Regions from separate parts of the Homo sapiens genome. Here regions 2, 3 and 4 are each linked to region 1. Evidence: read pairs that join two places in POLR2A ChIA-PET (ENCODE). Cell type or tissue: MCF 10A. All regions are shown on one strand. Each heading gives the region's core, and the rest is flanking DNA. Links, peaks and the distances in the headings are about the cores only. Region 1 overlaps FCRLB (Fc receptor like B). Region 2 overlaps FCGR3B (Fc gamma receptor IIIb). Region 3 holds the start of TRL-CAA6-1 (tRNA-Leu (anticodon CAA) 6-1). Region 4 holds the start of TRN-GTT1-1 (tRNA-Asn (anticodon GTT) 1-1).

Region 1 (8,421 bases), core at 3,247-5,746:
GTATGGGGAGAGGAGGGTGGGTATCCAATCCTCAGTTTCCAAGTGGTTCATTATCTTTTTTTGGAGGGGTGAAGAAGAAGGGGCTTTCTCAGAGCTTGGGAAACCAGGGGCAGAAGAAGAAAAACAGGTTTTGGGACCATTCAGCCTTTCTTGTCGTCAAGAGTCTCTCTCCTCTCATCGCCAATATTCTCCTTCTCCTTCCTCTTCCTTCTTTCCTGTTCTGCAGTTCCAAGCAGTGGGCAAGCTGGTGAGTCTTATAAATTTCTCATCCCAATTTTCTACAGCTTCCACTCCAACCCCCTAAGTGACCTTTTCAAGTAGACTCCTCACTTCTTGGCTGCGCTGGGATAGTGTCTCTTCCCACTCTCGTCAACCCCTGGGACTAAATTTGCTTGAAGGCATTTAGAAATGGGTGCTGGCTGATGGACTGGTAGTCTGTAACCCAATGAATGTGATCTCCTCTCCTGCAGGGATGGGTTAGTACATGGGCTGGGGCCTGCGAGCTGGGGTTTCCTAAGATTTCCCAAACTCAGGTCGTTTCTTTGGGCACCTCACCTTGATTCTCTTTGCATGCTGCCCCCTCTCACCCCACTCCCCACCCCAGCTACTCTGGAGAAGCCCATATTGTCTCTACATCCACCTTGGACCACCATCTTCAAAGGGGAGCGGGTAACTTTGAAGTGTGATGGATACCACCCACTGCTCCTGGAGCTCCAGCCCATCAGCACTCTCTGGTATTTGGGCCACCTACTTCTGCCCTCTCACAAGAAGAGCATTGAGGTGCAGACACCAGGGGTGTATCGATGCCAGACACGGGGAGCACCCGTCAGTGACCCCATCCACCTCTCTGTATCCAATGGTGAGTGGACTGAGCACGAGGGGAGGGGGAGCACGTGTCTCCTCTGGCAATACTAGTCCTCTGGTGGGAGGGAACACTGGGCCAATCCCAAGGTGCAGGAAACAAGGGCCACACTGGGGCCTATCTTAAGTCTCTGGAGCAGGTAGGGACCTGCACGGCACTATGCGAGAGATGCAGTAAGGCATGCCTAGCCCCCAAGGTCCCCTTACCCTCCTGCCATAGTGTGAGGCACAGTGTGAACATTTCTGTTTGTTTCTGAGACCAGCTCAGAAGAGCAAAGGCTCCAAGGACCTGGAGTGCTGGACAGAGAACTTTAGGGGGTTGGGGAGGGAGCAGTAAAGGAAATTCACCAAACAGGAAAGGTGAGTTTCCCTGGCAGTCTGAGCATAGATCAAGGATCTACTCTCAGTTGAACAGTGTGATGCTTCTCTGTGCCTCAGTGTCCACATCTGTAAAGAAGGGACAATAATAGTATGTATCTCTTCGGCTGCTCTGAGGATTAAAAGTGAATTATGATTTGCTAAAGAAAAAAAGCAGCAATTGAACTGAGCACTTACTCAAAGTTTTATTGCAGACGTGTATATGTGTACACAGGAGTCAGCTGAGAAACTGATTCTCGAGATGCTTGAAGGGTTTTAAAACAGGATAAGAAAAATAACAATAATTTGTTCAATAAAGTACAGGATTGCTGGGCACGGTGGCTCAAGCCTGTGATCCCAGCACTTTGGGAGGCCAAGGCGGGCAGATCACCTGAGGTCAGGAGTTCAAGACCAGCCTGGCCAACATGGTGAAACACTCTCTACTAAAAAAAAAAAAAAAAAAAAAAATAGCTGGGCATGATAGCGGGTGCCTGTAGTCCCAGCTACTCAGGAGGCTGAGGCATGAGAATTGTTTGAACCTGGGAGGCGGAAGTTGCAGTGAGCTGAGATCGTGCACTCCTAGCCACAATTTGTATTCAGAATTTAAAGCACATCACTCAATGTTCAGATTAGCACTTACACACACTTCATATTCATACTCTGTGGTTTCTTGTTCGGAAATCATTGGTGATAGCAATAATTATACTGAGTACTATAGGAGTAATTACTGCTTACAGATTGGGAGTGCATGTGGATTGTGGCTATTACTTGCAGGATTCTTTCTCAATGTACAACACCTAAAATGGCATCTGCTCTGTGCTAGGGCTATGTAAGCGTGCTATAATGATCACAGGGTAATTATGAGGTGCTGTAGGAGATACCTAAGGCTCTCCTGGGGTGTCAGGGATGTTTTCTGGAGGAGATAAGGTCTAAGCCTAGACATGCAGGACAAGCAGGTGAACTTAAACAGGTGAAAGAGAGTCTTCTTGGCTGAGGAAATAGCAGGTACAAAAGCCTCGGGCTCAGAGCAGGGCCAGTTCTCTCAACAGTTCAGTATGGCTGGAACTTATCCTGTTAGGAGTGGAAGATGAGGAAAGTAGAGAGGAAATGGGGCAGGAATGAATACTGCCATGGTGAGGGAGAGGTAAGCAGGACCCAGTCAGGAGGACTCTGACACCATCCTAAGGAGGTTATAGTTGATTCTCATGGTCAAAACCCTTTGAGGGTGGAGCCAAGTCTCTGGCATCTTTGCTCCCTGGCTAAGTGAAAGACCAGCCATCCCCCTTCCTTCCCACTCACCTACAAATATATCTTGCACTATGAGGCTGCTGGGTGCCAACCACCAGGGAAGGCCTGTCCGCTCAAGAAAGCAGTGGGAGGCCAGGCCCGGTGGCTCACGCCTGTAATCCCACCACTTTGGGAGGCCGAGGTGGGCGTATCACCTGAGGTCAGGAGTTCAAGACCAGCCTGGCCAAGATGGTGAAACCCTGTCTCTACTAAAAAATGCAAAAATTAGCTGGGTGTGATGGCGCCCACCGGTAATCCCAGCTACTCGGGAGGCTGAGGCAGAAGAATCGCTTGAACCCAAGAGGTGGAGGTTGCAGTGAACCGAGTTTGTGCCACTGCACTGCAGCTTGGGCGACAAGAGCAAGACCATGTCTCAAAAAAAGAAAAAGAACAAGAAAAAAAGAAAGAAAAAGAAAAGAAAAGAAAGCGGTGGGAGATGGCGGGGAAGGGAGGGAGAGGAGTTAAGAGGAGAAAGCTGGAAGGCTGTGAGAGTGGGAGATCTCCAGGGCTGGACTTTCTGTGGAGTCAAGCGTGTCTGTGGTGTCTGTCGCAGATTGGCTGATTCTGCAAGTGCCCTATGCGCCAGTGTTCGAGGGTGAGCCGCTAGTCCTGCGCTGCCGCGGCTGGTACGACAAGGTGGTCTACAAGCTTCACTACTACCACGACGGCCAGGCCGTGCGCTACTTCCACTCCAGCGCCAACTACACTGTGTTACAGGCGCGTGCCAGCGACAGCGGGCGCTACCAGTGCTCGGGCACCATGCGCATCCCGGTGGAGAGCGCGCCCATGTTCTCCGCTAAGGTGGCTGTGACAGTGCAAGGTGGGAGAGACCAGGGGCCCCGGGAGGGAGGCAAATGAGCATTGAGAAATTCTGGGACAGGAGCTCGGCGAGAAAAGAAGGGGCGGAAGTTCAAATAGCTGCCACTTGGAGGGTTTCTCTTAGACTATGGACGCTGTCTCCTCTCCTTTGCCGTGAAGCAGCGCTTGATCCGCCGCCTGCTTGGAGGCTGGTCCCTTTCCCCGACGCACATCCTGGCTTCTCACTCTGGCTGGGGACTCCCACAGAGAGGGCAGCTCTGGCAGGGGCAGGGGCCACTGTGGGACTGGGACGAAGGAGCGACTCCCTAGCGTCCTGCAAGGCAGGCGCAGCGTCTCCTATTCTAGGCTGCAGAACCCGAGCTGAGTGTCAGTCGGGATGTGACATGAAGCGTCTGGCCTGGTCCCTCTTCCTTTCAAGCTTTCCCCGTCCCTCGTGGACTCGGTCCCCCTGCCCCACATTTCAGAAGGCTCCCCTTCCCCCTCCACGTGGACACACGGCCTCCTCCCCTCCCCCCTTGGTCTGTGGGTCTGCAAGGAGCCCTCGCGGGAAGCAGGAAGGAGCGGGGTCGCGGAGCGGTGGACAAGCCGGCGCCGTTGCTCCCCGCCCTCTCCGTAGAGCTGTTCCGGGCGCCGGTGCTGAGGGTGATGGGTCCGCGGGAGGCCCGCGGCGCGGCGCTGGGTGGGGTGGTGCTGCGCTGCGACACGCGCCTGCACCCGCAGAAGCGCGACACGCCGCTGCAGTTCGCGTTTTACAAGTACAGCCGCGCGGTGCGCCGCTTCGACTGGGGCGCCGAGTACACAGTCCCGGAGCCCGAGGTCGAGGAGCTCGAATCGTACTGGTGCGAGGCGGCTACCGCCACCCGCAGTGTCCGGAAACGCAGTCCGTGGCTGCAGCTCCCGGGGCCGGGTGAGTGCCTGCACACCCTCCCGGACGCCGACCCTGGCGGTCAGCCCTGCTTCCGCCTCTCGGCACCCACGAATCACCCCCGCCCCCTGGTTCCCGTCCCGCCCCCCGCCTTTCCCATCTCCCCTTCGCCGCCCTCCTCCTCACCCCTCTTCCGGCCTTCCCCATCCCCGCCCACCGCCCTACGCCCCTCCCCCAGCCCAGCGCCGAGAAGAACCATGCAAGCCGCGCGTGACTGGGCGTAATGCATTCACAGGTTCTCCCCTGGACCCGGCCTCCACCACCGCCCCAGCTCCATGGGCCGCAGCCTTGGCTCCTGGTAATAGGCCGCTTTCCTTCAGAAAGCCCCCGGTGTCCAGATCGGTCCCGTTGGTCACCTCCGTCCGGAACACCACCTCCACCGGGCTGCAGTTCCCGGCGAGCGGCGCCCCGACTGCGGGGCCACCCGCCTGCGCTCCGCCGACGCCCTTGGAACAATCGGCTGGAGCCCTGAAACCCGACGTGGACCTTCTGCTCCGAGAAATGCAGCTGCTCAAAGGCCTTCTGAGCCGGGTGGTCCTGGAATTAAAGGAGCCACAGGCCCTCCGGGAGCTCAGGGGAACGCCCGAGACCCCCACCTCTCACTTTGCTGTGAGCCCGGGAACCCCAGAGACCACTCCTGTGGAGAGCTGAGGGGGCGGCTACCGTCCCCTCTGCAGGCTCATTCCTCCTTGGTCTCCTGCTTCCCCTCACGCGAATTTCTTTCAAAGCCATCTGTTTGCATCCTTGTGTTTTGCTGTGGTTTTTAAAGGAGCGCCCACGAAGTGTAGTGGCTGACGATTTCAACCTCACACAGCAGTTTGTAACCGCAAGCATTCTCTTTGAATTCTCACAGAATTCAGCAAGAAGTAGAAACCTGTTATTTACTACATTGTGATTTAACTTTGGATGTGAATTTAGTCACCCTTAGCCCTTCAGATAAGCCTAGCCAGTACATATTTCAGCACAGGCAGTTTTTTTGGTATTTAAGTACATTGAGGTAACTGAGCACTTGAGAATATTTTAGGGTCAAAGTGTAATTATTCATAATGAATTTACTCTGTTGATATTAAAAAGACGTTCAGTCCTATTACTGATGAGTTTACATCTTCAAATAAATCCTGGGTTCTATTTAGTTTTGGCGAGAGAAAGTTGTTTGTGTGGGCCTCCCATTCCCTGGTTAAAAGGGTCAGAGTCTTTGGGAGGCTGAGGCGGGGGGGGGGGGGGAATCACCTGAGGTCAGGAGTCCGAGACCAGCCTGGCCAACATCGCGAAACCCCGTCTCTACTGAAAATACAAAAATTAGCTGGGCATGGTGGCAGGCGCCTGTAATCCCAGCTACTTGGGAGGCTGAGGCAGGAGAATTGCTTGAACCTGGAAGGCGGAGGTTGCAGTAAGCCGAGATCGTGCCATTGCACTCCAGCCTGGGCAACAAGAGTGAAACTCCATCTCAAAAAAAAAAAAAAAAAAGGGTCAGAGTTCTGTTAGACTTAACCCAGGTGCACCCCCTGCCCCAGTGCAGCTAGACAGACTGATGGGCTGTGGTAGCAGCAGGCAGACTATGCTAACCTTAGCCGTATATTAAATAAGTGTACCATTTGCATTGAGAAATCTTTTTGAAGAAACTTTAAGACAAATCCTCAAAATTGAGTTCTCATTCTTAGCAGCTTTTTTCTTAAGAGCCTTTCCAACATGAATACACCAAGATACACACATGCACAGATCAGTATGCCATCCTGCATGGTGACTTTACTCTCACTTAGTTAAAAGAAGAAAAGTGAGAAGCCATTTCAATTGCAATTTCATGGTTATGTTCCTGGAAAGTCCCATTTTGATGGGTTTTCCCATCTGCCTACTGGAGCCATCAATCCTCTGCAGAGCTAGTGTGATTTGTCCTCAGGAGGCCTCGTTCTCATCAGGTCCATATCCTTCTTCAGTTAAGTTTCACTGTTAAGGCTTAGAGCTGTAACAACTGTACCCTCTCATCCTTTACTTCTGCTTGATAGATGTTGCGTCACAACCCGATTTTCCATTTCTTTCTGAGTGATTAACCAGAATAATATCAACAGCCTTCATCCTATTCTTCTTAATATTGTTCTTCACCATATTATTATTACAAAGCCACTGAAATTATACAGAGAGGCAGGCAGGCAGGCAGGTGCACACATAAATTACACTGCAATGTGATAAGTGCTCTATGAAACATGATAGGAATTCAGAGAAGAAAGTTGAATTTTTAAGGAAGAGCAAGAACTACCACATGGAGATGTGAGAAAGATTGAGGGTATGGCAAGTAGGCTGAGGAAGCAAAGACACAAAGAAATGAAAGACTGTAGCGTGTTTATGGAGCTACAAATAATTGGGAGTGGTTGGAGAATTATGTGTGTTTATGTGTATCTGTGTAGGTGTATTTTAGGGAGGAGGTGACAGAGATGAATATGGGGAAGTAGGAAGGAATCAGAACATGAAAGTCTTGTTAAGAAGTGCTTTAGCCTGTTGGATACTTGGGATGGCTATCTGAAAGCATTCCTGACATGAAGGCATCAATATGTCTAATCTGAGGAAATGCTAACTTAAAATTAGACAAGAAGAATCAAACTTATCTCAGTGGATCTTTGCTTAACTCTGAGAGATATGTCCAGGTGCCTATAATTCAGTTCTGGGGTCTTGGTCTACAAGGGCCTTTGTGGCTCTGATTTCCAGCTTTCTGATGCAGGCTCATCTCACTTCTCAGAACTCTCTTCCAAGGCCACCTTTCCTAGCTAACTGCACTCTATTTCAGTGCCCAGGCTCTTTTCCCCTTCTGATTTTGTTTCCCTGAGATTTCTGCTTTTTTTTTTTTTTTTTTTTTTTGAGACGGAGTCTCACATCTCACTCTGTCACCCAGGCTGGAGCAATCTCAGCTCATTGCAACCTCCGCCTCCCAGGTTCAAGTGATTCTTCCACCTCAGCCTCCCCAGTAGCTGGGATTACAGGCACCTGCCATCATGCCAGGCTAATTTTTGTATTTTTGTAGAGACGGGGTTTCACCGTGTTGGCCAGGCTGGTCTTGAACTCCTGACCTCAGGTGATCCACCTGCCTCAGCCTCCCAAAGTGCAGGGATTACAGGCTTGGGCCACCGCGCCCGGCCGGTTTCTGCCATCTTGATATAGACAGGAAGTGACTAACATTAGTGGCAAGAGGCTTAGTAATCAAAGAATCTCAGGTCATTTAAAAAATCAGTTGATCATTTTTTAAGAGTACAAAAAAGAGAAATAGTTACTCAAAGGAGAGCTAGGGCAGCAGTATCTCTTTCATTCACACCTTTTTGGCAACATCAACATCCTTGTTCTTGTTTTGCCATCTACTTCCATTTAGAACTAGGATGCGGGGGGATGGGGAAGAACAAGGACTTTTTGGTGAGAGTGAAAATCATTCATGACTCAACTTTCTGGTGTAGGGGAGAGGAATTGACTCATATGGCCTGTAGACTCCACTGTCTTCTTCGTGTACCCCAGCTTTTAAGAGGAGGGCAGGATCAAGATGATCTTCTAAGATATCTGTTATTGATCTCCCAGGAAGACCTGCATTAAGGAAATATCAGCTTCATCTTCATCCCTTTTGTTTGAGGTTCCTACATGCATTTAGGGAAACCAGAAGGCTAGCTAGCCCAGGTTGTCCAAGGGGACTCTCAGAGCTCATTCCCAAACAGCAGGGATGGCAGAAAAATGCTGGAGAAACCTAGGGAGGAATCTGCTTCTCTCTGATACTCTGATCAGTTTGGTGTCTCAGACTTAGGCTGCAAACCCTAATCCTGCGGCTGTCCATAGCAGATGCCAGACAAGGAACCCCAATGTCCGCTATCAGAGAGCAGAAAAAATTCTGTCGCATTCCCTTTGGATTTCAGCCTTACTCTTTAAACTGTTCTCCTTGAGTCTCAGTTTTTACTTGACCTTACACTATGAAAGGGGGATCTCTTTGGGTTTGTAAACCAAAATTAAAATTCTAAGCCCCCCCAATAGACTGAATGGACCCCCCTCACAACCAAGAAGATTTCAAAGAAACCTGAAAAACCAGTTTAGTCCACGAAGGGAAGTGGGGGATTGGACATGCCTAATTATACCCTCCCCCTTTTGGAGTTTAGCACAACTGACCAGCATAACATTAAAATAGAGATCCTAAGACTGACAGAACT
Region 2 (6,176 bases), core at 2,506-5,005, 110 kb before region 1:
TTAATACTTTTATAATTTCTTACACCTGTCTTTACTGCAATCTCTGAACATAAATTGTGAAGAATTCATGGACATTTATCGCTTCCCCAATCAATACTCTTATAATTTCTTATGCCTCTCTTTAATCTCTTAATCCTGTCATCTTCGTAAGCTGAGGATGTGTGTCACCTCAGGACCCTGTGATGGTTGCGTTAACTGTACAAATTGTAAAACATCTGTGTTTGAACAATATGAAATCAGCGCACCCTGAAAAAGAACAGAATAACAGCAATTTTCAGGGAACAAGGAAAGATAACTGTAAGGTCTGACTGCCTGTGGGGTCGGGCAGAATAGTGTCATATTTTTCTTCTTGCAGAGAGCCTATAGATGGACATGTGAGTAGGAGAAATATTGCTGAATTCTTTTCCCCACAAGGAATATTAATAATTGATAGCCCTGGGGAAGGAATGCATTCCTGGGGGTAGGTCTATAGATGGCCGCTCTGGGAGTCTCAGTCTTATGTGGTTGAGATAAGGACTGAAATACACCCTGGTCTCCTGCAGTACCCTCAGGCTTACTAGGATTGGGAAATTCCAGCCTGGTAAATTCTAGTCAGACCAGTTGTCTGCTCTCGAACCCTGTTTCCTGTTAAGATGTTTATCAAGACAATGTGTGCACAGCGGGACATAGGCCCTCATCAGTAATTCTAATTTTGCCTTGCCTTGTGATCTTTTATCGCCCTTTGAAGCATGTGATCTTTGTGACTTACTCCCTGTTTGTACACCCCCTCCCCTTTTAGAATCCCTAATAAAAACTTGCTGGTTTTGTGGCTCAGGTGGGCATCATGGAACCTGCCAATATGTGATGTCACCCCTGGCGGCCCAGCAGTAAAATTTTTCTCTTTGTACTCTTTCTCTTCATTTCTCAGACCGGTCAACACTTAGGGAAAATAGAAAAGAACCTACATTGAAATATTGGGTGCTGGTTCCCCTGATACAGAACTTCATCATTTTTTTCAATAAAATTCAAGCAATCATCATCAGGTACAAAGGCTGTGATTTTCTTGCTGTTCTCTCATCTGCCTCACAGCCTCCAACCTGTAACAAGAGGATCAGCTGTGCCAGTGGAGACCACAGCATCTAGCTTATGCTGGATGATCAGCTTGGCCCTGGCACACTTCTCAGTGGCAGAGCTGGGCTATTTGGCTCCAATCCCTACTTTTTCCAGCCCAATTCCCTTTGCATGAGAAGCACCTCCAAAAGGGCTGGTCTTCAGGACTGTGCCCGAATGGGCTTTCTTGTACCATTTACCATGCCACTTCTGATCCTGTCGGTGACAATGGAGCTTCCTGGAGGTAGACAGTCCATGACACTTGCCCATATTGCCAGCTCCACAGGTCTGAGCAAAAGAACAGAGACAAAAATTTAAAATAAAAGAAATGACTCTAGGCCTGGTACGGTGGCTCTTGCCTGTAATCCCAGCACTTTGGGAGTCTGAGGCGGGAGGATCACCTGTGGTCAGGAGTTTGAGACCAGCCTGGCCAATATAGCGAAAGCCCATCTCTGCTAAAAATACAAAAAAATTAGCTGGGCGAGGTGGCAGGCGCCTATAGTCCCAGCTACTCGGGAGGCTGAGGCAGGAGAATGGCGTGAACCTTGCGGGGCGGAGCCTGCAGTGAGCCGAGATCGCGCCACTGCATTCCAACCTGGGCGACAGCGAGACTCTGTCTCAAAAAAAAAAAAAAAAACACAAAAATTAGCCGGGCATGGTGGCCCATGACTGTAATCTTCTCAGCTACTCAGGAGGCTGAGGCAGGAGAATTGCTTGAATGTGGGAGGTGGAGGTTGCAGTGAGCCGAAATCGCACCACTGCACTCCAGCCTGGGCAACAGAGCAAGACTCCATCTCAAAAAAAAAAATTAATTAAAAAAAAATAAATGACTCTAGTTTAAAGATCATTTGGCAAATTTATTTATTTACTTATTTAGTATACATATGATACACATATATGTATTTTACATAAGATATAAAATATGTGTACACATAAACATATATGCATATATAATTTCTGCATATGCATATCTATGTTTGCATGTCTTCTCATTTCACTAAACATCATTGAAAACTTCCACCTGCAACTAAACTGGAGCCCACTGATGACAGAGGATGGCAGGGCAGAAAGAAAGGAGATTCTGTGTGGAGGCTATGGAGAGGCCCTGGGTCTTGGGCAGTATAGAAAATGGCTTTTGTCCAAGTGTTCTTATTGCTCAATTCCCACCTATGAGTGAGAACATGCGGTGTTTGATTTTCTGTCCTTGCGAAAGTTTGTTTAGACTGATGGTTTCCAGCTTCATCTATGTCCCTACAAAGGACATGAACTCATCCTTTTTTATGGCTGCATAGTATTCTATAGTGTATATGTGCCACATTTTCTTACTCCAGTCTATCATTGATGGACATTTGGGTTGGTTCCAAGTCTTTGCTATTGTGAATATTTCCGCAATAAACTTACGTGTGCACGGGTGGGGAACATCACACACCGGGACCTGTCGTGGGTGGGGAAGGGGGGAGGGATAACATTAGGAAAAACACCTAATGTAAATGACGAGTTAATGGGTGCAGCACACCAACATGGCACATGTATACATATGTAACAAACCTGCACCTTGTGCACATGTAGCCTAGAACTTGAAGTATATATATATGAATTAAAGAAAAAAAAGGCTTTTTAGACCCAGCACTGACGAGATTCCCTAGGTCGATGGTGGTGGAATTAGGGGTCTCTGTCCTCAGACATTTGGATCTGGATATGTCAGCATGAAAGTCCTTAAGTTGCAGGCATTTTTTAAAAAATATTTTTTATTTCCAAGCTGAATACCATTAATTGGAATGTTACAGGCTTTTTAAGCTCCGTGTTCTGTCTGCATGGCTAATATGCCCGTAGAAACCTTTCAAAACAGCGTGGGTTGAAGACTAATTTTGTAACACAAAACTCACTTACTTAGATATCACATTTTGCTGGACGTGATTGGACCTGAAAGAAAATATTTTTAATGCTCACGACAATAACCTTTTTATGAGTCAGCACTAAACGTGTGCACATGCATACATAAGTTGTCTACATCAGCAAAAAAAGCTTATCGTCGTATTTCTCTGACCAAAATCAACGGAACCCCCGAAATCACAGAGAGCATCCATTTTGGATTCCCCGAAGACCCTTCGTTCCTGCATCCTCTTCTGCTCTCCCTTTCTCAGCCTCTTCTGCTGGAAGCTGAGTCCTGCTCCAGATCTAGGCAAGTGCTAGCGCGGAAAAAAGACCTGCCTCGCTCAGGGCTGTGAGCCGCGCCCTGAAGCACGGAAAGCTAATTGTGTCACTGGTTTCAAATCAACTTCAAATTTTTTGGAGACGTAAGAGTGCTGAGCATTTTTTCTTCAGTGAAGTGACTTGGCAGCCCAGGTCGCCAACGCCCGTTTCTGTAGCGCGATCGGTTAGCGCCTTCGGCTGTTAAACGAAAGGTTGGTGGTTCGTTCCCACCCCGGGACAGAAGTCCCACTTTTGTGAACCTTGAGTTTTTGAAACTTTCACTGAAAAAAACCGCGTGCGATGCTATCCGCCGGGAGCGCTGGAGCCTTGGCTCTCAAAACCAGCCGCGGTGCTAACCGCCGGGATCCCTGGCAGCTGACCTCCGCGTTGTGTGGTTCCCAATGTCCTCTTCTGCCTTAGTGCTGTACGGGTAATTTTGAGGTATTTGGTTTTTCCGACTAGGGTTGTAGTGATAACTCTTAGCTGCTTAACCACTGCAATTACGTTATGGAAACTGACACTTTAAGAAAATTTACTGACCAAAGGAAGTAAGTACTAATAATACCAAAACAAATTGTTTGTCTTTCCACCAAACCTGTACCTGCCTTGCCTTTCTATTTCCTAACTCAGAAAACGGGCACTATGTGTGGAACCTGGTCCTTAGTCATGCCATGTACTGCCGGCTGCCAATTCTTGGAGAGTCGGCCTCCTAAATACCTTGTTGATTAAGCACCTTCCTCTCCAGCCTCACCGCCAGTTACTTCCTCATTGCTCCCTTTGGGTTATTGCATCCTGCCTTGCATGCCCTATCTGGTTTCCGGTCTTCAGCTCTCCTGTCCCGTCCATCCATCAAGTAGTTGCCAGAGAATCCTTCTAAAATACTATACGGTATAAACCTGGTCTGCTTAAACTCTCTCAATGTATTGCAGGGTCTGATACGATCTTCTTAGTTTGGAAGGTAATGCCCTTCATGATCTGGCCCTGAAACTCTTTCCTCTCCCTCACCGACACAGAACCAAACTGCTTTCTTGAACTCACACTCTGGCTTTTGAATCTTTGCCTATGAACCTTGGGCTTTTCTTCTCTTCTTTGCCTGGCGAACTCCTACTCATCCTTCATGACCACACCCCCCAAATCAAGCCTCTTTTCTGCAGCCCTTTCTTCATTCTCTTCCTATTTAACTGTTTTTCTCACTAGAAATAAAGCTTCTCCAGGGAATGACCCTGTGTTGTTCATCTGGTATCTTCAGCACCTGAACTCAAGCTTGCACATTGTAGGTAGTAAATAAATGTGAGTTGAATGTCCAAGGTTTCCAAATGCACCTGTGTCGTGTCGGAATCTTATGTAATATTTATGTATGTAATCTAGCTTGAATCGTCTTGGTATATAGCTCATAATTCATACAATCAGGCTGACCCTCTACCTCTGCCCAGGCCTCTACCTCCTGTGTAGCTGTGCCTTCTCCTATCTGCCCCAATGCTCTAAAACGATCTCTAATGCTTATTCACCCTCCTATCCCATACTTCCCATAAGAATCCCCCTTAGCCCAATTTTCTCAGCAAGATTTGGAAAGCAAGCTGGCTAATTCATATGAGTTGTGGTGAGATGGCTGCTGGGAGGAGGGGGTGTTTCTTACCAATCCAAACCAATCTCTGTTACAATGTTGGACAAAGGGAAGAAGAAAGAATTTTATCATTCATATTTTATTACCATGGTTTTGCCATCTTCTATCTAAGAGTAGCATGCAAGATCTTGTAAAATGCTTTATTGGAACCAAGAAATGTTGCACTGAAAGCTTACAAAACAGAGACAGCTAAAGCTTTCTTTCATAAGCAACAATTGTCTTCTCCATCCCCACCTCATTGGAACTGACATGAAGAAGGATTTGAAAGTTTCACAGCGTAACTCAGTGAAGCTCAGTAGTACATTTAGTATTGGTTATACAACATTTGTTTAATAAATGCAATGAACAAAGCTATACAGGAACTAGACATTGAAGCAGAAAAGGTGGTTTTACAGTCCCTGCATTAACCTCTAATTCTTACTACCCCGGCCAAGAAAGCATTTTCACCTCCTGCGCTTTCCTTCCTGTGTGCTTCTGGTTGGTTCTTTCTTCTCAGGCTTTCTCATTCTGATGCTGAGATAGTTCTGTTCACTTAGCTTAACTTGAGACAGTGACACAGGGTTTGTTCTGTACTTTCTTTTCCACCCCACCCCCACCCCAATCCTCAGTCCCCTTCCTAGGACCATTTTCTACTCCTAGCATTAGAGGACTCATCGTTATATACTTGGAAATGGTCCAGTTCTGATAGAGTCCCCTGGAAGACTCAATTCTACGTCACCCTCATGATTTCCTGTTAATTCCACTACGGCTAATGTTCTAGGAAGACACCCTTATCTCTGGGCTCAGATGGGAACACCTCCCTTAGACTATCCTGGACTACCCTGCTATTTCTCAGCCATGCTTTCATTGGTCCCACTGAATTCTCTAGATCCCCAGCAGTTCCCACACTCTGTAGGGTCCTGCCTCAACCATTAATTCTACTTATCCATTTGTTTAGGAATAATTATTTTCTTTTTTTCCCTCTAAACTGGGTAATTTATAATACGAGCAATTTTTGTATGTTTAAAGGATTACCATCCCTAGCCTGTATTGTTGCTTTGCTGTGAGGGAATGGTTGGGACAGAAAAAGTGTTTGTGTAGCTCTGAAACTTCAATTTCTAGGAATGCAGCTACTCACTGGGGCTTCCCTGCTTGAAGATCATGGGCTTTTCCCTTCCACTGGAGACCAAGGAAAAATCGAGAGTTGGATAAAGGATCTGGCTCTGAGTTCTATGTTTCCTGCTGCTTGTAGAGAGGCCTGAGGATGATGGGGTTGCAAATCCAGAGAAAT
Region 3 (8,421 bases), core at 2,657-5,156, 110 kb before region 1:
AAGAGGAGAGGATTGAGATATAATGCAGGAAGAGAGAGGGAGAGATGTGGAATTGGAAAAGCAGAGAATGAAGAGAAACTTAAGTACTGGCAGTGTTTCCATGTGTGATCCTATGATTCAAATTCTGTATTTTTGTCATAGGAACCTGGTTGAGTTTGTCAGTCTAGCTGTTTTAATAACACTAACAAATAGTTTACATGCTTATTAGCTGTTTGTAATCATGTCACTTTATCCATTGTTCTTTTAGAGAAAAGACTCTGAGTCCTGGACTCTGGAGGATGGTATATGTCAGAGGAAGTAGATCTGGTGGTACGATTAAAGTTACTATTGACTTTATCTATGTCAGAGAAATAGTATGATCCCATGTGGTTTCTGCCCATGGCATAATGAGGATGTTGGAACAAGACTCTATAGATTTTCAGCCCTGCCACTTTATATACTGTGCAAATTAAACTCTCCAAGCTTCAGTTTCTCCTTCCCTGCAGTGGGGATGATGATGATGATAACAGTACCAACCTCCAGACTGTTGTGAGGGTTCAATTAATTAATATATGTAAGAGGCAAAGAAGAATGTCAGGCGTATAATATACTATCAACAAATATTAGCAATTACTATTAATTGTTAGTTGGGTGATAACTATGTACTAGGTACTTGACATACACAATCTAACTTAATCTTCACAGTAGCATTATGGAATACTATCTTCTTTTTGAAGATGAGCATTATGAGGTTCAAAGAGGTTAAACAATTTATTCAAAGACACAAAGCTATAAAGTGGGGACAGGAAGGCTGGAATGAAGAACCCTGTCCTGCCTGAGTCTAGAGCCTCAGCATGCCACCTTACAAATAGGCCATAACTCCACTTATTACCAGACCTTCCCCTAGATGTTTTGAAATTGGTCATATTATTCCTTTGAAACACAGCTGGATGCTGAGCCCCGTGAGAAAAAGTGTGCATTTTATTGTATACTTGCAGAGACAGAGTCTTGCTCTGTCGCCTAAGCTGGAGTGCAAAGGTGCGATCTCAACTCACTGCAACCTCTGCCTCCCGGGCTCAACCAATTCTCCTGCCTCAGCCTCCCGAGTAGCTGGGATTACAGGTGCCTGCCATCACACCCAGCTAAGTTTTGCATTTTTAGTAGACATGGGGTTTCACCATGTTGGTCAGGCTGGTCTCAGACTCGTGACCTCAGGTGATCTGCCCACCTCAGCCTCCCAAAGTGCTAGGATTACAGGTGTGAGCCACCACGCCTAGCTAGTTGTGTGTTTTTTATAGCAAGTGACGGAATCTGCAAAATATCCTTAGGCACAACTTTACTGCCAGTTGAGTCAATGACAATATAAAAGCAAGGATATTTGCCTTTGCTTTGTTGGTGTAAACAAAATAATCAAAAGGATAACCTTGTGTTAGTTCCCAGTCAATCCAATCCAGAGTATATTTGCCCTGTGCACATTGGGAGATTTATTTTCATCTCAGAAATTATGGGAGAGCTTGGCTAGAACAATGCTACATTATACATTATATTTCTTAGGTTGATTTTTTAAAGACGGAGAGAAGGTTACACTAACAACGCACTTGTCCCTGGCTGTCATTTCACATTTTTAACTGCCCTTTTTTCCTGGCCCTGGCCCAAGTCTTACGCAGCCTGGCTTCACATGGAAGGAACCTGAAAAAAAAAAAAAAAGAGAGAGAGATGGAGTGACACGTACATCCTGCATTACATTCTTCCTTTCCTGAATCTCATCTCAATTCTCAACATTGACCCCCCTCAACCTGTTTGAACTTCTCAAGAGGATTGATGGTACTCACTTTTATATAGTTTCTTAGTATTTTGATAGCATGCCTTTTCTCCTTTTAAAAAACCCAACACACACGGAATATAAGAAGAAAGATTTTTATCGTGTTTAGTTGTGACATCTCAGATCCTCCCATTTGGGTGCAATCTATTTTTCTACAGAGAAATATAAACAAACTTTATTTACTTTTAAATGTCTGTTGATCATTTTGGTTTAGTTTCTTTGGGGACTGTTTCTTGTATACTAGGTATCTAAAAATCCTTATATTGTATGTAGTCTTAGTTTGATTATTGTAATCACAACTATGTCACCCAGTTCCAAAGGGGGGGAAAAAGTTTGAACAAATTAAATCAGAACACATGCCCATTATTAAAAAAATCAATTCTTGGTACAAGCAGTTTCTTGCCCCCTTCCCAGGTCCTACTCCTCACAGGCAACCACTTTCAAGTTGTTGGTTTTTTAAAAGAATTTTTGATTTTGCAATAATTTTAGATGAACAGACAAGTTGCAAAGATACTACATAAAGTTATTACTCTATATCCTTTCTACTTCCCCTAATGTTAAAACCTTACATAACCATGTTATATTTATCAAACCTAAGAAATTGGCATTGGTATAACATTAATGACTTTTTTTTTTTTTTTTGGACACAGGGTCTCACTCTGTACCCCAGCCTGGAGTGCAGTGGCACGATCTCGGCTCACTGCAACCTCTGCCCCCTGGGCTCAAGAGATTCGCCTCAGGCTCCCGGAGTAGCTGGGACTACAGGCGCGAACCCCGGGTACTTGGGAGGCTGAGGCACGAGAACCGCGTGGACCGGGAAGACGGAGGCTGCAGTGAGCCAAGATCGCGCCACAGTACTCCAGCCTGGGGTACAGAGTGAGAACCTGTCTCAAAAAAAAAAAAAAAAAAGCTGGGGAGCGGGGCAAGGCGGTGGAGAATCTGATCCTTACCAAAGTTTGACACTACTGCGTTAGCGTTAAAAAAAAAACCCAGCTAAGACTGTAGAGCAAATTAAAGGATCCTGTGTTGAGGGCGTTCTCTTGTTTAGTCAAAGGAGATGGTATCTGCCTGCCTTAGTGTGCTTGACGCACAGAAAGGGCTCAACACATTGTTGTTGAATAAAAGAATGGATAAATTGACACTGGGAAGTTGGAGTCCAAAGTTAAACTTAGTCTCAACTGCTCCCTGTTTTCATAGACCAGACTCCAGCCTACAATACAGGAAAAATAGATTTAGTTCTATATGTGCAGAGAAGCACAAATAATTTTCGTAAATGTAGATACCCAGGATAAAACGCAGTGTTGACCGATCGAAAAGTCTTTCTCTAAGAATTCAAACATAATTGCTGGTTGGTTCAAATCAGGAGGAAAAGTAAGGATGGAAAACATACGTTGTCAAAAGTGGGATTCGAACCCACGCCTCCAGCGGAGGGTGCGATTTGAACGCAGCGCCTTAAGACTGCTCGGCCATCCTGACACACGTTTTGCTAAACTTCCTAATTTCTCCTAATTTTATCATATACTGATGGTGCACGCTATCAGGTCACATTAATGTGTCTATTTACTGTTTCAAATAAAATTGTAACTCTCTCTAGACCTTGTCGCAAAGCGGGAAAAATGAAACAGCCTCCGACAGCTCTTTCCTCTTTCCTCACTACCCAAACTAAACCTTAAGGCTCCATTTTCCCTGGCGACTCTTCGAGCGCCCCTCTGCTTCTGTAGAGGGGTCGAGCCATGTCAAGGTAGACCCTGTGTCGGCCCGTCTCCCTCGGATCCTCCGCACCAATCACTGTTGCTGAATCCGACACCCGGCGGATCCAGTGCGGAGTCTCGAACAGCTGCGGAGCTGGGAGCTACGGGACATGAGGAGTGCGGGGGGGAAGAGAAGACGGCGGAGGAAAATCCCCCGGCGGTGCTCAACTGCGGCTTTCTCTCTCGGCTGTGAGCCGGCTCCGCCCTCCGGCTTCCAGAGCAAGTGGCTTCTGCGTTCACCGCCCCCCGCCGTTTGTGGGGCGGGGCCGATTCATAAGAATCGGTTCTCACCAATGGAGGGCTTAGCATGTTTAACCTCAGGATCATAAACAAAAGACACTGCTAGAACGGTCGGGAAAGTCATACGCTTTGCTTATCTTATATATAGATTTCTAAAATTCCAAACCGGGGACGCGTTGGTGGTGTAGTGGTGAGCACAGCTGCCTTTCAAGCAGTTAACGCGGGTTCGATTCCCGGGTAACGAAACGTTTTTGTCTTTCCTTCTACGAAAAACTTTTCTGAGCCGGAGCCTCCAGCGCGCTGTGTATTCGTTTTACGCCTCAACGAAACTGCAGCAATACCTCACTTTCCGTACTCGCTTCCTGTCTTTCCCCTGGCCTCTTTCTAAACCCAGGCTTTTTTTGAAGGGATTAAATTCTGATGGTTCTTTCCTCCCTTCCTTCCTTTGTAAACTTCCAACTCTTGAGGAATCTTTGGGATCATTTCAATCCTGGGATGAGTCTTAGCTTCAGAAAGGGGCTCTTGTGTCTTCACTTGCGAGGTTCATTCGCTAGCCTCTACAAATCATCACTTAAGCCCCTAATTATTCCCGGCCGAGGTCCTAGGCTAAGGTCCCGGGCCAAGCTTTCTAATTAGTCCCAGGCCAAGGTCCCAGGCCAACCTAAATCACGCATTCTCCAAAACAGCCGGCAAACTAAGCACATTCCTTCCCGTTTCCAGTCCATAAACCCCCCCCCCCAAGTGGCCTCATAGTAAGCAACTCATTCGGGCCCCCTCTCTGCTGGCAAAAAGCTCAGATGTACTGGACTGTGCATTTGATTTGGAACTGAGTTACATGGGAGAGAAGCAGGGATTCAGTTTGGCTGGGAATCAAACTCTTTTGATAATTTCCTAATAAACTGATAGTCATTAGATGACTTGTAGTCTCGATAAGTTGAAACTTTTTCCTAACATGCTGTTTATGATACTGAGTTCTTTGTCACCGGTTGAACTAACAGCAATTGTATTCACAAATTTTCCAGCCTTTAAAATACTGTCTGAGGGTTTTATGTATCCGTTATCTTTTATTATACAAAAGTCATTTATTGGAATGACATATATAATTAGATTGACCCTAACCATTCAGGCTGGATGAGGCAACACAGTGTGAAGATTAAGTGCATGGGCTCTGTTGTGCTTCCTGTGTTTGAATCTTGGCTCTCTTTGTCTCCATTTCCTCCTGTAAAAGAGGATAATGATGATAATTTTAATTCTTCAATGGGTTAATATATAAACATATATTACAAATGTATAAACATTGCCAGGAGGGTCCATTGTTAATGCCTGTAGTGGGATGATGTTTGAGATTTTAAGTCTCATTCCCTAAAATGGAGGTGAAATTCAACAGGGATGGGAAGAAAGAACATCTGCACCTCAGCCACCCTTTAGCTCCAAACCTCCCTTATGCTCTCATCTGCCCCACAGCCTCCATCCTGTAACAAGAGGACCAGCTGTGCCAGTGGAGGCCACAGCATCTAGCTTATGCCTCCAATGTAACCTGTTACTGCCCACCTGTTCTCCCTGATATTCTCTGACTCTTAGTACTAAGGTCCCACAGAGGCTGCAGTGCCCACAGGCAAGAAGAACCAAAGGGTAGTACTGACTGGTAGTGGCTAGCCACAGCTGTGTGGGGCCAGATTGACACTGCGCAATCGCTAAGTGGATCAGTGTTCAGGCTGCCCTGTCTTGGGAGACATATAGGGACAGGGACCTATAACCAACACCTGCCATAGGCTGGCTTCAGTTAGCCCTTCACGTTGGGATTCACTGAGTGGTTTTTCTGGAAGTGGCCACCTAGAGTTCCCTGTGGCCAGCCAAGGTATGGGGGCTGGCTTTTTGGGATGTCTAGGGAAAGCCAAAAGCAAAACCCAGAAGATAATTCTTTTTGTGGAGGAGTTAACAGATATAGCACTGACCAATCAGAATAGCCACTGGCTATACATTTCCCCATTATAACAGGATTCACTGCATTCCATAAATTTTGTTTTTTTAAATTTCCAAATATATGAAGGCTTTTAAAAGTTATTTTTTGTTATTGATTTCTGAGTTAAATTCCTTATGTTCAGAAAATGTGCTTCATATAGTACTGATTCCATGACATATGTTGAAGCTTACTGGCCTTAGCCAGGTGCGGTGGCTCAAGCCTGTAATCCCAGCACTTTGAGAGGCCGAGATGGGTGGATCACTTGAGATCAGGAGTTCAAGACCAGCCTGACCAACATGGTGAACCCATCTCTACTAAAAATAAAAAATAAATAAATGAAAAATATTAGCCAGGTGTGGTGGCACACGCACCTGTAATCCCAGCTACTTAGGAGGCTGAGGCAGGAGAATCACTTGCACCCAGGAGGCGGAGGTTGCAGTGAGCTGAGATAGTGCCATCATACTCCAGCCTGGGTGACAGAGCAAGTCTCCATCTCAAAAAAAAATAAATAAATAAATAAAAGAAACTTATCAGCCTCATATAAAGTCAGTTTTCATAATATCCCATGTGAGTTTGAGAAGAATGTACAACTAATAATTATTGATTGCAGTTCTATATATATATATCTGTTAAATTGAGCTTGTTAATTGCATTCATATGCTTAATAAAAGTAAATAAGAAAAAGAGACACACGCTTAATAATTTTTTTCTGTTTGATCTAGTAAGGGTTGAAGTATGCGGAATTCTCTCACTGTGGCGACGGATTTGTTCATTTTCCCTTGTAGGCCTAATTCTTGCTTTCATATTTTAATGCCATTTTATCTGTTATATATTCATCAGTAGTTTAATCTTTTATTATATGATGACCATCTTCATCCCTAATGATGCATTATTTCTTAAACTTTATTTTGTCTGATATTGTATAGCTATATGCCAACTTTCTTTTTGTTAGAATATTCCTGGCATTCCCTTTTCCATTTAGTCTTTCTGTTTCTTTACATTTTAATGTCATTCTTCTAAACAGAATAAAACTGATCTTAAAAATTCACTTTATCTTTTAACTGGAAGGTTTTGTTCAGTTGCATTATTATAATTACTGTTATAGGCCGGGTCATGGTGGCTTACACCTGTAATCCCAGCACTTTGGGAGGCTGAGGCAGGTGGATCACTTGAGGTCAGGAGTTCAAGACCAGCCTGGCCAACATAGTGAAACCGCATCTCTACTAAAAATTAGGTGGGTGTGGCGGCATGCACCTGTAGTCCCCAGGAGGCTGAGGTGGGAGAATCGCTTGAACCGGGAAGGTGGAGATTGCAGTGAGCCAAGATGCTACCACTGCACTCCAGCCTGGGTGACAGAGACTCTGTCCACCCACCCTCCAAAAAAAAATAGCTGATATATTTGAATTTATTTCACCACCTCGTTTTGTACTTTTGACCTCAATTATTCTTTTATTTTTATTTTTTTTTAATTGATCATTCTTGGGTGTTTCTCACAGAGGGGGATTTGGCAGGGTCATAGGACAATGGTGGAGGGAGGGTCAGCAGATAAACAAGTGAACAAAGGTCTCTGGTTTTCCTAGGCAGAGGACCCTGCGGCCTTCCGCAGTGTTTGTGTCCCTGGGTACTTGAGATTAGGGAGTGGCGATGACTCTTAACGAGCATGCTGCCTTCAAGCATCTGTTTAACAAAGCACATCTTCCACTGCCCTTAATCCATTTAACCCTGAGTGGACACAGCACATGTTTCAGAGAGCACAGGGTTGGGGGTAAGGTCATACATAGATCAACAGCATCCCAAGGCAGAAGAATTTTTCTTAGTACAGAACAAAATGGAGTTTCCCATGTCTACTTCTTTCTACACAGACACAGCAACAATCTGATTTCTCTATCTTTTCCCCACATTTCCCCCTTTTCTATTCCACAAAACCGCCATCGTCATCATGGCCCGTTCTCAACGAGCTGTTGGGTATAGCTCACAGACGGGGTGGCGGCTGGGCAGAGGGGCTCCTCACTTCCCAGAAGGGGCAGACGGGCAGAGGCACCCCCCACCTCCCGGACGGGGCGGTGGCAGGGCAGAGTCGCCCCCCATCTCCCTCCCAGATGGGGTGGCTGCCGGGCAGAGGCGCTCCTCACTTCCCAGACGGGGCGGCTGCCGGGCGGAGGGGCTCCTCACTTCTCAGACGGGGCGGCTGGGCAGAGACGCTCCTCACCTCCCAGACGGGGTCGCGGCCGGGCAGAGGTGCTCCTCACATCCCAGACGTGGCGGCGGGGCAGAGGCGCTCCCCACATCTCAGACGATGGGCAGCCGGGCAGAGATGCTCCTCACTTCCTAGATGGGATGGAGGCCAGGAAGAGGCTCTCCTCACTTCCCAGACTGGGCAGCCGGGCAGAGGGGCTCCTCACATCCCAGACGATGGGAGGCCAGGCAGAGACGCTCCTCACTTCCCAGACGGGGTGGCAGCCGGGCAGAGGCTGCAATCTCGGCACTTTGGGAGGCCAAGTCAGGCGGCTGGGAGGTGGAGGTTGTAGCTAGCCGAGACCACGCCACTGCACTCCAGCCTGGGCAACATTGAGCACTGAGTGAACGAGACTCCGTCTGCAATCCCGGCACCTTGGGAGGCCGAGGCTGGCAGATCACTCGCGGTTAGGAGCTGGAGACCAGCACGG
Region 4 (8,421 bases), core at 5,223-7,722, 190 kb before region 1:
GCTGGGAATCAAACTCTTTTGATAATTTCCTAATAAACTGATAGTCATTAGATGACTTGTAGTCTCGATAAGTTGAAACTTTTTCCTAACATGCTGTTTATGATACTGAGTTCTTTGTCACCGGTTGAACTAACAGCAATTGTATTCACAAATTTTCCAGCCTTTAAAATACTGTCTGAGGGTTTTATGTATCCGTTATCTTTTATTATACAAAAGTCATTTATTGGAATGACATATATAATTAGATTGACCCTAACCATTCAGGCTGGATGAGGCAACACAGTGTGAAGATTAAGTGCATGGGCTCTGTTGTGCTTCCTGTGTTTGAATCTTGGCTCTCTTTGTCTCCATTTCCTCCTGTAAAAGAGGATAATGATGATAATTTTAATTCTTCAATGGGTTAATATATAAACATATATTACAAATGTATAAACATTGCCAGGAGGGTCCATTGTTAATGCCTGTAGTGGGATGATGTTTGAGATTTTAAGTCTCATTCCCTAAAATGGAGGTGAAATTCAACAGGGATGGGAAGAAAGGACATCTGCACCTCAGCCACCCTTTAGCTCCAAACCTCCCTTATGCTCTCATCTGCCCCACAGCCTCCATCCTGTAACAAGAGGACCAGCTGTGCCAGTGGAGGCCACAGCATCTAGCTTATGCCTTCAATGTAACCTGTTACTGCCCACCTGCTCTCCCTGATATTCTCTGACTCTTAGTACTAAGGTCCCACAGAGGCTGCAGTGCCCACGGGCAAGAAGAACCAAAGGGTAGTACTGACTGGTAGTGGCTAGCCACAGCTGTGTGGGGCCAGATTGACACTGCGCAATCGCTAAGTGGATCAGTGTTCAGGCTGCCCTGTCTTGGGAGACATATAGGGACAGGGACCTATAACCAACACCTGCCATAGGCTGGCTTCAGTTAGCCCTTCACGTTGGGATTCACTGAGTGGTTTTTCTGGAAGTGGCCACCTAGAGTTCCCTGTGGCCAGCCAAGGTATGGGGGCTGGCTTTTTGGGATGTCTAGGGAAAGCCAAAAGCAAAACCCAGAAGATAATTCTTTTTGTGGAGGAGTTAACAGATATAGCACTGACCAATCAGAATAGCCACTGGCTATACATTTCCCCATTATAACAGGATTCACTGCATTCCATAAATTTTGTTTTTTTAAATTTCCAAATATATGAAGGCTTTTAAAAGTTATTTTTTGTCATTGATTTCTGAGTTAAATTCCTTATGTTCAGAAAATGTGCTTCATATAGTACTGATTCCATGACATATGTTGAAGCTTACTGGCCTTAGCCAGGTGCAGTGGCTCAAGCCTGTAATCCCAGCACTTTGAGAGGCCGAGATGGGTGGATCACTTGAGATCAGGAGTTCAAGACCAGCCTGACCAACATGGTGAACCCATCTCTACTAAAAATAAAAAATAAATAAATGAAAAATATTAGCCAGGTGTGGTGGCACACGCACCTGTAATCCCAGCTACTTAGGAGGCTGAGGCAGGAGAATCACTTGCACCCAGGAGGCGGAGGTTGCAGTGAGCTGAGATAGTGCCATCATACTCCAGCCTGGGTGACAGAGCAAGTCTCCATCTCAAAAAAAAAAAAAATAAATAAATAAAAGAAACTTATCAGCCTCATATAAAGTCAGTTTTCATAATATCCCATGTGAGTTTGAGAAGAATGTACAACTAATAATTATTGATTGCAGTTCTATATATATATCTGTTAAATTGAGCTTGTTAATTGCATTCATATGCTTAATAAAAGTAAATAAGAAAAAGAGACACGCTTAATAATTTTTTTCTGTTTGATCTAGTAAAGGTTGAAGTATGCGGAATTCTCTCACTGTGGCGACGGATTTGTTCATTTTCCCTTGTAGGCCTAATTCTTGTTTTCATATTTTAATGCCATTTTATCAGTTACATATTCATCAGTAGTTTAATCTTTTATTATATGATGACCATCTTCATCCCTAATGATGCATTGTTTCTTAAACTTTATTTTGTCTGATATTGTATAGCTAAATGCCAACTTTCTTTTTGTTAGAATATTCCTGGCATTCCCTTTTCCATTTAGTCTTTCTGTTTCTTTACATTTTAATGTCATTCTTCTAAACAGAATAAAATTGATCTTAAAAATGCATTTTATCTTTTAACTGGAAGGTTTTGTTCAGTTGCATTATTATAATTACTGTTATAGGCCGGGTCATGGTGGCTCACACCTATAATGCCAGCACTTTGGGAGGCTGAGGCGGGTGGATCACTTGAGGTCAGGAGTTCAAGACCAGCCTGGCCAACATAGTGAAACCGCATCTCTACTAAAAATTAGGTGGGTGTGGTGGCATGTACCTGTAGTCCCCAGGAGGCTGAGGTGGGAGAATCGCTTGAACCGGGAAGGTGGAGATTGCAGTGAGCCAAGATGCCACCACTGCACTCCAGCCTGGGTGACAGAGACTCTGTCCACCCACCCTCCAAAAAAAAATAGCTGATATATTTGAATTTATTTCACCACCTAGTTTTGTACTTCTGACCTCAATTATTCTTTTATTCTTTAAAAATTCTTCCTTTTTACTCTCCTGCTTTTGCATTGCTGTCACATACATGTAAAATGTAGCATAGGAAATGTATACGTATTCACAATCAACTGGAAACTAATAACTTTTTATTTCTGCTGTCAATCCAACAATGGAGGTAAAGCACAGAGTGGTAGTTCCAAACTTGAACTTCACAGATGAACAAAATTTCCCCACAATGTTGGTTACTGGCCAGGCAAGGTGGCTCAAGCCTGTAATCCCAACTACTTGGGAAGCTAAGGCAGGAGGATTGCTTGAGCTTGAGAGTTGCAGGCTGCAGTGAGCTAAGATCGTGCAGCTACACTCCAACCTAGGTGATAGAGCAAGACCCTGTCTCTAATGACATCAGAAAAGTTGGTTACTAGTATAGGGTGGCCAACTTTTCATTTTGCCAAATTGCAAAATTCATAAAACAAATAGCCACAAAACTATCATCTATCCTAATTTTAATTTTAAAAAAGAAAGGACATTTAAAAACAACTTATTTTGGCAAATGAAAACTTATTACTATTGGGTTTTCACCATTAAAGCTGATGAGCTTGGTCTTTCCTCCTTGCTTTTGATAGGGCCAAAAGAGAGACATTGGCTACTTTAACAACTTTAAGGTGGACTCCAGGAATATCACCAACAGCATGACCTTTCCTGCCAAATCCAGCAACCAGAACTGTTGCAGGAAGTCAGGACCCTGAATGGAGGGACCAGCTGGAGTCGAGGCAGAAGAACATAAATTGTGATGATTTCATGGACATTTATCAGTTTCCAAAATTAATACTTTTATAATTTCTTACACCTGTCTTTACTGCAATCTCTGAACATAAATTGTGAAGATTTCATGGACATTTATCGCTTCCCCAATCAATACTCTTATAATTTCTTATGCCTGTCTTTAATCTCTTAATCCTGTCATCTTCGTAAGCTGAGGATGTGTGTCACCTCAGGACCCTGTGATGGTTGGGTTAACTGTGCAAATTGTAAAACATCTGTGTTTGAACAATATGAAATCAGTGCACCCTGAAAAAGAACAGAATAACAGCAATTTTCAGGGAACAAGGAAAGATAACCGTAAGGTCTGACTGCCTGTGGGGTCGGGAAGAATGGTGTCATATTTTTCTTCTTGCAGAGAGCCTGTAGATGGACACGTGAGTAGGAGAAATATTGCTGAATTCTTTTCCCCACAAGGAATATTAATAATTGATAGCCCTGGGGAAGGAATGCATTCCTGGGGGTAGGTCTATAGATGGCTGCTCTGGGAGTCTCAGTCTTATGTGGTTGATATAAGGACTGAAATACACCCTGGTCTCCTGCAGTACCCTCAGGCTTACTAGGATTGGGAAATTCCAGCCTGGTAAATTCTAGTCAGACCAGTTGTCTGCTCTCAAACCCTGTTTCCTGTTAAGATGTTTATCAAGACAATGCGTGCACAGCGGGATATAGGCCCTCATCAGTAATTCTAATTTTGCCTTGCCCTGTGATCTTTTATCGCCCTTTGAAGCATGTGATCTTTGTGACTTACTCCCTGTTTGTACACCCCCTCCCCTTTTAGAATCCCTAATAAAAACTTGCTGGTTTTGTGGCTCAGGTGGGCATCATGGAACCTGCCAATATGTGATGTCACCCCTGGCGGCCCAGCAGTAAAATTCTTCTCTTTGTACTCTTTCTCTTCATTTCTCAGACCGGCCGACACTTAGGGAAAATAGAAAAGAACCTACATTGAAATATTGGGTGCTGGTTCCCCTGATACAGAACTTCATCATTTTTTTCAATAAAATTCAAGCAATCATCATCAGGTACAAAGGCTGTGATTTTCTTGCTGTTCTCTCATCTGCCTCACAGCCTCCATCCTGTAACAAGAGGATCAGCTGTGCCAGTGGAGACCACAGCATCTAGCTTATGCTGGATGATCAGCTTGGCCCTGGCACACTTCTCAGTGGCAGAGCTGGGCTATTTGGCTCCAATCCCTACTTTTTCCAGCCCAATTCCCTTTGCATGAGAAGCACCTCCAAAAAGGCTGGTCTTCAGGACTGTGCCCGAATGGGCTTTCTTGTACCATTTACCATGCCACTTCTGATCCTGTCGGTGACAATGGAGCTTCCTGGCAGTAGACAGTCCATGACACTTGCCCATATTGCCAGCTCCACAGGTCTGAGCAAAAGAACAGAGACAAAAATTTAAAGTATAAAAGAAATGACTCTAGGCCTGGTACAGTGGCTCTCACCTGTAATCCCAGCAGTTTGGGAGGCTGAGGCAGGAGGATCACCTGAGGTCAGGAGTTTGAGACCAGCCTGGCCAACATAGCGAAAGCCCATCTCTACCAAAAATACAAAAAAATTAGCCGGGCGAGGTGGCAGGTGCCTGTAGTCCCAGCTACTCAGGAGGCTGAGGCAGGAGAATGGCGTGAATCCCGGGGGGCGGAGCCTGCAGTGAGCCGAGATCGCGCCACTGCACTCCAACCTGGGCGACAGCGAGACTCTGTCTCAAAAAAAAAAAAAAAAAAATACAAAAATTAGCCGGGCATGGTGGCCCATGACTGTAATCTCAGCTACTCAGGAGGCTGAGACAGGAGAATTGCTTGAATGTGGGAGGTGGAGGTTGCAGTGAGCCAAGATTGCGCCACTGCACTCCAGCCTGGGCGACAGAGCAAGACTCCATCTCAAAAAAAAAAATTAATAAAAAAAATAAATGACTCTAGTTTAAAGATCATTTGGCAAATTTATTTATTTATTTACTTATTTATTATACATATGATACTGTGTACATATAAACATATATGCATATATAATTTCTGCATATACATATCTATGTTTGCATGTCTTCTCATTTCACTGAACATCATTGAAAACTTCCACCTGCTCCTAAACTGGAGCCCACTGATGACAGAGGATGGCAGGGCAGAAAGAAAGGAGATTCTGTGTGGAGGCTATGGAGAGACCCTGGTTTTTGGGCAATATAGAAAATGGCTTTCGTCCAAGTGTTCTTATTGTTCAATTCCCACCTATGAGTGAGAACATGCGGTGTCTGATTTTCTGTCCTTGTGATAGTTTGTTCAGACTGATGGTTTCCAGCTTCATCTATGTCCCTACAAAGGACATGAACTCATCCTTTTTTATGGCTGCATAGTATTCCATAGTGTATATGTGCCACATTTTCTTAATCCAGTCTATCATTGATGGACATTTGGGTTGGTTCCAAGTCTTTGCTATTGTGAATAGTTCCACAATAAACATACGTGTGCATGGTAGGGAACATCACACACCGGGACCTGTCGTGGGTGGGGGAAGGAGGGAGGGATAACATTAGGAGAAACACCTAATGTAGATGACGAGTTAATGGGTGCAGCACACCAACATGGCACATGTATATGTAACGAACCTGCACCTTGTGCACATGTAGCCTAGAACTTAAAGTATATATATATATGAATAAAGTATATATACATATGAATTAAAGAAAAAAAAAAAGCCTTTTTAGACCCAGCACTGACGAGGTTCCCTAGGTCGATGGTGGTGGAATTAGGGGTCTCTGTCCTCAGATATTTGGATCTGGATATGTCAGCATGAAAGTCCTTAAGTTGCACGCATTTTTTAAAAAATATTTTTTATTTCCAAGCTGAATACCATTAATTGGAATGTTACAGGCTTTTTAAGCTCCGTGTTCTGTCTGCATGTCTAATATGCCGGTAGAAACCTTTCAAAACAGCGTGGGTTGAAGACTAATTTTGTAACACAAAACTCACTTACTTAGACATCACATTTTGCTGGACGTGATTGGACCTGAAAGAAAATATTTTTAATGCTCACGATAATAAGCTTATTATGAGTCAGCACTAAACGTGTGCACATGCATACATAAGTTGTCTACATCAGCAAAAAAAGCTTATCGTCGTACTTCTCTGACCAAAATCAACGGAACCCCCGAACCCACAGAGAGCATCCATTTTGGATTCCCCGAAGACCCTTCGTTCCTGCATTCTCTTCTGCTCTCCTTTTCTCAACCTCTTCTGCTGGAAGCTGAGTCCTGCTCCAGATCTAGGCAAGTGCTAGCGCAGAAAAAAGACCTGCCTCGCTCAGGGCTATGAGCCGCGCCCTGAAGCACGGAAAGCTAATTGTGTCACTGGTTTCAAATCAACCTCAATTTTTTTGGAGACGTGAGTGCTGAGCATTTTTTCTTCAGTGAAGTGACTTGGCAGCCAAAATCGCCAACGCCCGTCTCTGTGGCGCAATCGGTTAGCGCGTTCGGCTGTTAACCGAAAGGTTGGTGGTTCGATCCCACCCAGGGACGGAAGTCGCATTTTGTGAACCCTGGGTTTTTGAAACTTTGACTGAAAAAACTGCGTGCGATGCTATCCGCTGGGAGCGCTGGGGCCTTGGCGCTCAAAACCAGCCGCGGTGCTAACCGCAGGGAGCTCTGGTAGCAGACCTCCGCGTTGTGTGGTTCCCAATGTCCTCTTCTGCCTTAGTGCTGTACGGGTAATTTTGAGGTATTTGGTTTTTCCGACTAGGGTTGTAGTGATAACTCTTAGCTGCTTAACCACGGCAATTACGTTATGGAAACTGACACTTTAAGAAAATTTACTGACCAAAGGAAGTAAGTACTAATAATACCAAAACGAATTGTTTGTCTTTCCACCAAACCTGTACCTGCCTTGCCTTTCTATTTCCTAACTCAGAAAACGGGCACTATGTGTGGAACCTGGTCCTTAGTCACGCCGTGTACTGCTGGCTGCCAATTCTTGGAGAGTCGGCCTCCTAAATACCTTGTTGATTAAGCACCTTCCTCTCCAGCCTCACCGCCAGTTACTTCCTCATTGCTCCCTTTGGGTTACTGCATCCTGCCTTGCTGCCCTATTTGGCTTCTGGTCTTCAACTCTCCTGTCCCGTCCATCCATCAAGTAGTTGCGAGAGAATCCTTCTAAAATACTATACGGTACAAACCTGGTCTGCTTAAACTCTCTCAATGTATTGCAGGGTCTGATACGATCTCCTTAGTTTGGAAGGTAATGCCCTTCATGATCTGGCCCTGAAACTCTTTCCTCTCCCTCACCGACACAGAACCAAACTGCTTTCTTGAACTCACACTCTGGTTTTTGAATCTTTGCCTATGAACCTTGGGCTTTTCTTCTCTTCTTTGCCTGGCGAACTCCTACTCATCCTTCATGACCACACCCCCCAAATCAAGCCTCTTTTCTGCAGCCCTTTCTTCATTCTCTTCCTATTTAACTGTTTTTCTCACTAGAAATAAAGCTTCTCCAGGGAATGACCCTGTGTTGTTCATCTGGTATCTTCAGCACCTGAACTCAAGCTTGCACATTGTAGGTAGTAAATAAATGTGAGTTGAATGTCCAAGGTTTCCAAATGCACCTGTGTCGTGTCGGAATCTTATGTAATATTTATGTATGCAATCTAGCTTGAATCGTCTTGGTATATAGCTCATAATTCATACAATCAGGCTGACCCTCTACCTCTGCCCAGGCCTCTACCTCCTGTGTAGCTGTGCCTTCTCCTATCTGCCCCAATGCTCTAAAACGATCTCTAATGCTTATTCACCCTCCTATCCCATACTTCCCATAAGAATCCTCCTTAGCCCAATTGTCTCAGCAAGATTTGGAAAGCAAGCTGGCTAATTTATATGAGTTGTGGTGAGATGGTTGCTGGGAGGAGGGGGTGTTTCTTACCAATCCAAACCAATCTCTGTTACAATGTTGGACAAAGGGAAGAAGAAAGAATTTTATCATTCATATTTTATTACCATGGTTTTCCCATCTTCTATCTAAGAGTAGCATGCAAGATCTTGTAAAATGCTTTATTGGAACCAAGAAATGTTGCGCTTAAAGCTTACAAAACAGAGA

What was found. Peaks named below come from ENCODE experiments on the same cell type or tissue, not always from the same donor. Only the 100,000 strongest peaks of a DNase experiment are listed, where the experiment ranks them.
Region 2: POLR2A ChIA-PET joins it to region 1 with 15 read pairs; 13 of 35 experiments call an interaction of 5 or more read pairs at or near these places.
Region 3: POLR2A ChIA-PET joins it to region 1 with 16 read pairs; 13 of 35 experiments call an interaction of 5 or more read pairs at or near these places.
Region 4: POLR2A ChIA-PET joins it to region 1 with 11 read pairs; 9 of 35 experiments call an interaction of 5 or more read pairs at or near these places.

What each region holds. Positions count from the first base shown.
Region 1 is chr1:161,722,763-161,731,183 of GRCh38, forward strand. It overlaps FCRLB (Fc receptor like B), which reads left to right. Exons shown (of 8, transcript NM_001002901.4): 4 at 227-247; 5 at 605-859; 6 at 3,059-3,325; 7 at 3,941-4,231; 8 at 4,485-5,381. The coding sequence ends at 4,900. Among named protein-coding and RNA genes, the nearest start is that of FCRLB, 5.4 kb to the left of the region's middle. RefSeq lists enhancers at 3,479-3,618, 4,679-4,728 and silencers at 3,829-4,068, 4,079-4,128, 4,159-4,418. In MCF 10A, for the core only: a CTCF peak has its summit at 3,475; DNase peaks (open chromatin) are centred at 3,409, 3,689 and 4,409.
Region 2 is chr1:161,618,227-161,624,402 of GRCh38, forward strand. It overlaps FCGR3B (Fc gamma receptor IIIb), which reads right to left. Exons shown (of 5, transcript NM_001244753.2): 5 at 4,970-6,176. It also overlaps the pseudogene RPS23P9. Among named protein-coding and RNA genes, the nearest start is that of TRL-CAA6-1, 9.3 kb to the left of the region's middle. In MCF 10A, for the core only: no CTCF peak of the experiment used is centred there; a DNase peak (open chromatin) is centred at 3,455.
Region 3 is chr1:161,608,753-161,617,173 of GRCh38, forward strand. It overlaps TRL-CAA6-1 (tRNA-Leu (anticodon CAA) 6-1), which reads right to left and starts at 3,277; the gene lies at 3,194-3,277. RefSeq lists enhancers at 3,034-3,728, 3,729-4,422, 4,167-4,216. In MCF 10A, for the core only: no CTCF peak of the experiment used is centred there; DNase peaks (open chromatin) are centred at 3,437 and 3,879.
Region 4 is chr1:161,533,461-161,541,881 of GRCh38, forward strand. TRN-GTT1-1 (tRNA-Asn (anticodon GTT) 1-1) reads left to right here and starts at 6,781; the gene lies at 6,781-6,854. FCGR3A (Fc gamma receptor IIIa) reads right to left here. Exons shown (of 5, transcript NM_000569.8): 5 at 8,299-8,421. It also overlaps the pseudogene RPS23P10. RefSeq lists a silencer at 6,757-6,986. In MCF 10A, for the core only: no CTCF peak of the experiment used is centred there; a DNase peak (open chromatin) is centred at 6,731.